2 separate regions of the Homo sapiens genome follow, and region 2 is linked to region 1. A link is an interaction called in ENCODE POLR2A ChIA-PET data of the cell type or tissue named here. Cell type or tissue: OCI-LY7. All regions are shown on one strand. Each heading gives the region's core, and the rest is flanking DNA. Links, peaks and the distances in the headings are about the cores only. Region 1 has its middle 12 kb from the start of C1QTNF4. Region 2 overlaps AGBL2 (AGBL carboxypeptidase 2).

The links. Peaks named below come from ENCODE experiments on the same cell type or tissue, not always from the same donor. Only the 100,000 strongest peaks of a DNase experiment are listed, where the experiment ranks them.
Region 2: POLR2A ChIA-PET joins it to region 1 with 5 read pairs; 4 of 35 experiments call an interaction of 5 or more read pairs at or near these places.

What each region holds. Positions count from the first base shown.
Region 1 is chr11:47,604,306-47,608,696 of GRCh38, reverse strand. It overlaps a transcript of MTCH2 not described here. Among named protein-coding and RNA genes, the nearest start is that of C1QTNF4, 12 kb to the right of the region's middle. In OCI-LY7, for the core only: no CTCF peak of the experiment used is centred there; a DNase peak (open chromatin) is centred at 1,696.
Region 2 is chr11:47,676,588-47,680,978 of GRCh38, reverse strand. AGBL2 (AGBL carboxypeptidase 2) reads left to right here. Exons shown (of 19, transcript NM_024783.4): 13 at 906-1,006; 14 at 3,578-3,708. Among named protein-coding and RNA genes, the nearest start is that of MTCH2, 36 kb to the right of the region's middle. RefSeq lists a silencer at 548-842. In OCI-LY7, for the core only: no CTCF peak of the experiment used is centred there; no DNase peak of the experiment used is centred there.

The DNA.
Region 1 (4,391 bases), core at 71-4,070:
ATGAGCCACCGCAATCGGCCAAGATTTCTTGACCTAGCGTCTTTAATCCTTCCGCCCCAAGCCCACATGCAGCCCCAGTTCCCCAACAGCCTCTGCTCTGTACATTTGTGCCGCACTGGCAGCTGCTCTCTGTGTCTGTTGTCTTCCACGGAAGCCTTGTGCAGGAGGAGCTGAGCTGAGAGACAGGGCTATTTATAAATAGAAAGTGGGTGTAAAGTTCTGCAGTCACAAGTGTTTTAAACAAGACTAATTCCATCATCTCCCCCAATCGAACTTTGAAATTTCTGTCCACCTCCTCATCTCCCATCTTTCTCAAAAGCCTGCAAGTTCTTCTCCTCTCCTTGGTCAAAGCCACCATAAGCCTGGATACCATGGTAGCTAAGAGATGTGACATGGAACAAAGTGTAGGAATTATATAGATTCAGCATAGTCAGAGTCAAAGCTACTGACATAACATAAATGTTCCTACCACCTAGTAATATTTAGTGATGGCTCACCATGTGCCCTGCCCATGTCGCCATTAGCTCCAACCCATAAAACAGCCATATAAGCTAAATACTGCTCCCATTTTAGTAGTGGAAAAGTGAGACTCAGAAGGGTTCATTGATTTGCCCAAGACTGGTGGTAAATAGCAAAGCCCAGATTCTGATATGGGTCTGCAAATCTGGAATTTCTAATATGGCACGCACATGCATTGCGTCCCAGTATTTTTCTGCATGATGATCGGAGCACAGATTTTAACGAAGAGTGAAGTATGAATCTTAATGAGAGGAGGGAACTCGTGGTTTTATTATAATAATGAAAGGATCAACATTGTATGCTCAACAGTTAGTTAGATGCCCAGAAGCCCAACTCAAACTGGCTACATTGGCTCAAGTAATAAAAATGGCCAGTGGTGAATCTGGGGGTTCAAACAAGGGCATCGGGATTCGGTCTTCCCACCCCTCGGCTGGTTTCCCTCTCCGACGGGCTCTCCACATGGCAACAAGATGCCAGCTGGCAGCTCCACTCACATGGCTTCTTAGAGCTTGTGATTCCAGAGAAAGAGCAAAATCACTTTGGAGAGCTCCAGCAAAAATCCCCAGGAGGACTCTGGCTTGAAACACACACCCATCTGTAAAGCATTTGGTGTGTCTGGGAGACGCTAGCCAGGCCTGAGTCACAGGCCCATCTGAAGGGGTAGAGGTCCAGGGTCAGCCCCAGAACCACATACATTCTGCTGTTCTGTTCTGTTTCCTGTCCTCCGCCCCCACACTCTTCTCAGAGCTGGACTGTTTTCTAGTGGGATGCATGGCTCATCCAAGGAAGGTTCACTGGGCAAAGACATACATTACACCCTGTCCAAAAGAAACAGTTTTAATAGAAAGGGAAAAAAACAACAGTTCACCCAGAACATGTGACACGTGAGACTCCATGAAGCTAAGCTGAGCACAGAAGCTGGTGTGTTTGAAACCTTCCATGCACAGGTACATACATATGTCAGCTCAATCACCCCATGAGCCTGATAATAGCCACTTTTTCTCACTTTTTAAGTGAGAGAAATGGAAGCTCAGAGATAAAGATTTAAGTGACTTGCTAGTAAATAGCAAAACTAGAATGCAAACCTGGGTATATTGGAGTCCACATCCTGCAAGCTTTACACCACAGCACACTGCCAAATTGGAGGAAACCAGGTGTTGAGGGTGAGACTGCTAGATGAGCTCGTGGAAGTCGTGTCCCCAGGGAAGCACACATCTGACTGCCTGACGTGCTCTGAGAGCAGCAGGCACTGAGCTGGAGACTGCCCTGTCCTGGTAACTACAGTCTCGCCCAGCTAGTCGCTGAGTGGCTGATAAACTCTTCACATTCATCAATGACAGTTTCCTCTCAGCTGGAAGAAAAAGCTGCCAGGGAGCTGCTCCCCCAACCTTCCTTCTGATGGGGAAAGACTCCCCTGGTGCTGTTGATGAGACAGGAACCAAAGGAGAAAGTTGGATTTGGAAGGAAGGGCATGTGGGCATGGGATGAATGGATGATTGGATAAATAAATAATCCCAGAAAAATGATTTGAAAAGTTAGAAAAAAGTTATGATTCTAAGTTTAGAGACAAGATGGCAATATGGCACAAGAGGGATAGGAAGCTCTGGGATAAATTAGGCTATCGCATTTGCTGAAAATCCCTGTGCAGAGAAAAGGAGAGCCAAAGAAACCAGTGTGGCTCTGTAGAGAGCTCTCTGATAAGTTCAAAATTTAAAAGGTGGGGTACAAGAGACGGAAGGAAAGGTGAAGTCCGTGATAAACTGAGACTTGGAAAAGGTGCAGACAATAAAAGATATTGCTGGTTATGTTCAAGCAAGAGGAAAAAGGAGAAGACAGGGTTCCATCTGGGGATGAAGATGTCAGGTTGGCAGTTTTCAGAGAAAGCAGAATACTCAACTCTGATTTTCCTCTTTCTCCCCCGAGGAAAAGCACTTCCAGACTGGGAAGAGTTCAGCAAAACAGGGGTTAGAGGACATTAAACCCCAAATAGAAGAAAAGATAAGAGAAAACCTAACCACCTAGCCATTCAAAATGAGCTGCAAATCCCAAGGTGATGACAGACCTTTGCAGATAAGATCCAGGGACCTTTGCCAATGTGGCTATGAAAGCTGCGGCGAAAAGGACAGGGGCCACAGTCCTGGACAGCTGCAAATACCCTGACAAAAAAGAAGAAAAGGGAGATCCTGGGCACATTTCCCTCAAAATCTATTCTAGAATATAACATTAAACCATGGATTTGAGAACACCTTGCTTGAGAACACCTAGAAAAATAAGTGGTATCTTCACAAAGAACAAGATGCGGCGAAAATGATAAAAATATCAACAATAATTTGTTACTTATTTACTCAGAAGGCCACTAGGAAAATTCCTTGGGCCATACATAGTGTTCCTTGTTTCCAGTTAGACATTGATTGTCTCACGATTGAAGAGGCTAGTAGGAAAATATCGATCTCAGAGACTGCCCAGTCAGGTGGATTCATGTAACTGCTGTGCTCCTTCACCCCAGTTGGTTATCCGATTGCTGCAGAGCTTGCTGAGGAAGTATCTCTAGTTCTGTGCTCCTAGACCCTGGTCAGCCTAGTAGTGGTCAGTGCCCACTACACTTGCCAAATTTGCAGAAGGCACCACTGTTGGGATGAAAAGCTAATATTTCAAAGTCAAGATTCTAAAATAACTTGAAACAGTGGGCTGAAACCAGCAGGATGAAATTTAAAAGAGTAAGTGGAGAGACCTGCATTTAGATTAAAAAAAAAAAATCAGCTGCATAAGCATAGGATATAGGAAGTTTGGTTTGCCAGAGGTGCCTGAGAAAAAGGCTAAGGGCTTGCAGCTGATCTCAGGTTGAATAGAAACCGGTAGGAATGGAGCAGCTGCTTAAAAAGATAGTGGCTCTCCCCACCTCTTGTTATTTTAGTTACAAAGGGGTGAAACAGTGAAAAATATGGGAGACAGCCGGGCACGGTGGCTCACACCTGTAATCCCAACACTTTGGGAGGCCGAGGCGGGCGGATCACGAGGTCAGATCTAGACCATCCTGGCTAACCCGGTAAAACTCTGTCTCTACTAAAAATACAAAAAAATTAGCCAGGCGTGGTGGCAGGCGCCTGTAGTCCCAGCTACTCGGGAGGCTGAGGCAGGAGAATGGCGTGAACCTGGGAGGCGGAGCTTGCAGTGAGCCAAGATCTCGCCACTGCACTCCAGCCTGGGAGATAGAGCAAGACTCCGTCTCAAAAAAAAACAAAAAAAACAAAAAAGAAAAATATGGGAGACATATTAACAGCAACTGCTGTTAATGGTTTCTAATAGATCCCCTCAGAGGTATTCATTCCAAGTACACATAAGCAAATGCATGCTTTTTATTTTTTCACATAAATGGTGGTATGTTGTGCACCTTGTTTTTTATTTCACTTAACTAACAGCATTTCTTAGCGATTATTTCATCAGTATACAAAATGATTCCTCATTCTTTTGTAGGGATGCATCGTATTCTACTGTATATATGTATCATAATTTATTGGTCCTTTTGCCGGACATGTAGATTATTTCCAGTATTTTGCTATTACAAACAATGCTGCAATAAATAACACGTCATTGCTATTACAAACTGTTTGCTATTACAAGCCATGCTAAAATGAATAAGATGTAATTCCCAACAAGTGGGCATGTATCTGAAAAACATCTCTTCAAGAAGTAAAATCACTGACTTAAAGGGCATGCACATTTTTAAACTTGGTAGATACTGTCCAATTGTGTCATTTTACCCTCCTACTAAAAATGTATGAATGTCTGTTTCTCTACATCTCACCAATAGAATGTATAATAAACCTCATTGATCTTTGACAGTTTGAGAGGTAAAAATAATAACAATAGCA
Region 2 (4,391 bases), core at 155-4,154, 72 kb before region 1:
AGTGCACTTCCCATAGTGCCTAACATGAAGTAAAAACCCCAGTAATTAGAACCATCATGATTATAATTTTTTCATTGCCAAAGATTCTTCTGAACCAAACTAAAACTAGGAGAGCTACACTCTCCTGAAGCATAATATTCTAGAATAAGAGGTGTTTTGTTTTGTTTTGTTTTGTTTTGTTTTGTTTTGTTTCAGGGTCTCCCTCTGTTACCCAGGCTGGAGTGCAGTGGCGCAATCCCAGCTCACTGAAACCTCGCCTCCCTGGCTCAGGCGATCCTCCCACCTTAGCCTCCAACCTCAGCCTCCTGAGTAGCTGGGACTATAGGCACATGCCACAACGTCAGGCTAATTTTTGTATTTTTTGTAGAGACAAGGTCTCACCATGTTGCCCAGGCTAGTCTCGAACTCCTAGGCTCAAGTGAAGGGCCTGCCTTGGTCTCTCAAAGTGCTGGGATTATAGGCATGAGCCACTGTGCCTGGCCAGTGGTGGTATTTTTTTATTTTTTATTTTTATTTTTTTGAGACAGTCTTGCTGTGTCATCCAGGCTGGAGTGCAGTGGCACGATCTCAGCTCATTGCAAGCTCCACCTCCCGGATTCACGCCATTCTCCTGCCTCAGCCTCCTGAGGAGATAGGACTACAGGCTACAGGCGCCCACCACCACGCCCGGCTAATTTTCTTTGTATTTTTTAGTAGAGACGAGCTTTCACCATGTTAGCCAGGATGGTCTCAATCTCCTGACCTCGTGATCTGCCTGCCTTGGCCTCCCAAAGTGCTGGGATTACAGGCGTAAACCACCCCGCCTGGCCAGTGGTGGTATTTTTAAAAAGATAATCATAAATTAGATTTACATTCAGTCACTAAGATTTAATTGGAAATGTTTGCGGGGTTTTTTTTTTTTCCAGGTAATAAAAGAGACACCCACTTTACCATCGAAGATCTGAAGTCCTTAGGTTATCATGTCTGTGACACCCTTCTGGACTTTTGTGATCCTGACCAAATGAAGGTAAAAATGGGGTTTCAAGAAATGTGATGAAGGCCAGGCATGGTGGCTCACACCTGTAATCCTAGCACTTTGGGAGGCTGAAGTGGGTGGATTGCCTGAGCTCAGGAGTTCAAGACCAGCCTGGGCAACATGGCAAAACCCTCTCTCTACTAAAAATACAAAAAATTAGCTGGTCGTGGTGGCATGTGCCTGTAATCCCAGCTCTCGGGAGGCTGAGGCAGGAGAATCACTTGAACCTAGGAGGCGGAGGTTGCACTGAGTCGAGATCACACCACTGCACTCCAGCCTGGGGGACAGAGCGAGACTCAAAAAAAAAAAAAAGAAATGTGATGATGATGCTGTGGTCAGTTTCACATGGGTCCAAAGTGAGCCCAGTGGAATTATAGGCAATCTTTATTTTCCTCTTACTAGTTTTCTGAAGTTTTTATAATAAAAGAAAATAAGAAAGCCCCCAGACTGCATACTGTCTACAAATGGTAAGACCTCATAATTCACCAAGAAGATGGAGACAGTCCTTTGGAACACCTCTCCCTCACTTCTGGACTTAACCTATGGCAACACCTATTCTTTTTTTTTTCTTTTGAGACAGGATCTGACTCTGTTACCCAGGCTGAAGTGCAATGGGGTGATCACGGCTCATTGCAGCCTCAACACCTTAGCCTCCCAAGTAGTTGAGACCACAAGTATGCACCACCACACACAGCTAATTTTTAAGCTTTTATAGAGACAGGGTTTTTCCGTTCCCAGGCTGGTCTCCAGCTCCTGGGCTCGTGATCCTCCTGCCTCAGCCTCTCAAAGTGCTGGGATTACAAGCATGAGCCACTGTGCCCAGCTACAACACTAATTATCTTTCCTTTTATTTTAGAAAATCAGGTGTCTTTTCTTTTTTTTTTTTTTTTTTTTTTTTTTTTTTTGAGACAGGGTCTCCATCTGTCGCCCAGGCTGGAGTGCAGTGGCGCGAACTTGGCTCACTGCAATCTCCACCTCCCAGGATCATGCAATTCTCCTGCCTCAGTCTACTGAGTAGCTGGGATTACAGGCGTGCACCACCACGTCCGGCTAATTTTTGTATTTTTTAGTACAGATGGGGTTTCACCATATTGGTCAGGCTGGTCTGGAACTCCTGACCTCAGGTAATCTGCCCGCCTCAGCCTCCCAAACTGCTGGGATTATAGGCGCGAGCCACTGTGCCCAGCCAGGTGTCTTTTCTCTTCTCCAAAGTTAGCCCTGCTCTGTGTACACTTGTTGACTTCCCCTATGGCCTTTCTGAGGTCTTGCCTCATTAATTATGTCTTCCCAAACAAACAAACAAACAAAAAACTAATAATAATCATCATCAGGCCGGGTGCAGTGGCTCACACCTCTAATCCCAGCACTTTGGGAGGCTAAGGCTGGCAAATCACAAGGTCAGGAGTTCGAGACCAGCCTGACCAACACGGTGAAACCCCCATCTCTACTAAAAATACAAAAATTTAGCCAGGCGTGGTGGCAAGCGCCTGTAATCCCAGCTGCTCGGGAGGCTGAGGCAGGAGAAACACTTGAACCTGGGAGGCAGAGGTTGCAGTGAGCAGAGATCATGCCACTACACTCCAGCCTGGGTGACAGAGCAAGACTCCGTCTCAAAAAAAATAAAATAATAAAATAAAATAAAATAAAATAAAATAAAATAAAATAAAATAAAATAGAGTATTGCATTGTTGAAGAAGTTGGCAGCCAGGCATGATGGCTCACGCCTGTAATCCCAGCACTTTGGGAGGCCAAGGCGGGCAGATCACGAGGTCAGGAGTTCGAGACCATCCTGGCCAACGTGGTGAAACCCCATCTCTACTAAAAATACAAAAATTAGCTGGGCGTGGTGGTGTGCGCCTGTAGTCCCAGCTACTCAGGAGGCTGAGGCAGGAGAATGGCTTGAACCCAGGGGGCGGAGGTTGCAGTGAGCCAAGATCACGCCACTGTACTCCAGCCTGGAGACAGAGCAAGACTCTGTCTCAAAAAAAAATAAAAAAGAAGAAGTTGGCTCTAGTCAGAGAAAAGTGGCTAGAGCAGTGCTCACTGATGTTCTGCCCTAAAAAAATTTCTATTTGTTCCTCCCGCTCATGTAATTTTCTGTTAACATGTCCTTACTAGCAGGGGTGCAGGTTATTCATCTTTGTGTTCCCAGCAATAAATAAAATGCCTTTCAGCATATACTTAGTAAATATTTGATGAATAAATAAAATGGGCCAGGCATGATGGCTCACGCCTGTAATCCCAGCACTTTGGGAAGCTGAGGCAGGTGGATCACCTGAGGTCGGGAGTTCAAAACCAGCCTGACCAATATGGTGAAACCCTGTTTCTACTAAAAATACAAAATTAGCTGAGTGTGGTGGGGCATGCCTGTAATCCCAGCTACTTGGGAGGCTGAGGCAGGAGAATCGCTTGAACCCAGGAGACAGAGGTTGCAGTGAGCCAAGATAGTGCCATTGTACTCCAGCCTGGGCAACAAGAGTCAAACTCCGTCTCAAAAATAATAATAATAAATAAATAAAATAAAATGAATTAACAAAATAGTTCTTTTTTTCACTTTCATAGTTCACTCAGTGTCTAGCAGAGCTTAAGGAGCTTTTACGACAGGAAATCCACAAGAAATTCCATGAACTTGGACAAGATGTAGATTTAGAAGGAAGTTGGAGTGACATCTCTTTGTCTGACATTGAATCCAGGTAACAAAGAAAAAACAGAGTTTTGTTTTTTTTTAAATACTTTGTTGTTAACCTGGGTGATATAGTGAGATGTTGTCTCTACAAAAAATACAAAAATTAGCTGGGCTTGGTGATCTATGCCTGTAGTCCCAGACACTGGGGAGGCTGAGGTGGGAGGATCACCTGAGCCCAGGAAGTTAAGGCTACAGTGAGCCAAGATCATGCCACTGCACTCCAGCATGGGCGACAGGCTCAGAAACAAAAAACAAAACAAAAGAGTGAATATTCTTTGCCAGCCTCTGTTTTAGCCATTAGAAAGGAGTAGGGAGTTGGGCAGGCAGTTTGTGTAGGGCCTTGTAGGGAACTGCAAAGCCTTTGCCTTTCACTCCAACGGAGATGGAAAGCCTTTGGAAGGTTTTGAGTAGAGAAATATCATGGTTTGACAGGTTTTAGTTTCTTTTTTTTTTTTTTTTTTTTTGAGATGGAGGCTCGCTCTGTCGCCCAGGCTGCAGTGGCGCGATCTCCACTCACCGCAAGCTCCGCCTTCCGGGTTCAGGCCATTCTCCGGGCTCAGCCTCCCGAGTAGCTGGGACTACAGGCGCCTGCAACAACGCCCGGCTAATTTTTTGTATTTTTAGTAGAGATGGGGTTTCACCGTGTTAGCCAGGATGGTCTCAATCTCCTGACCTCGTGATCCACCCGCC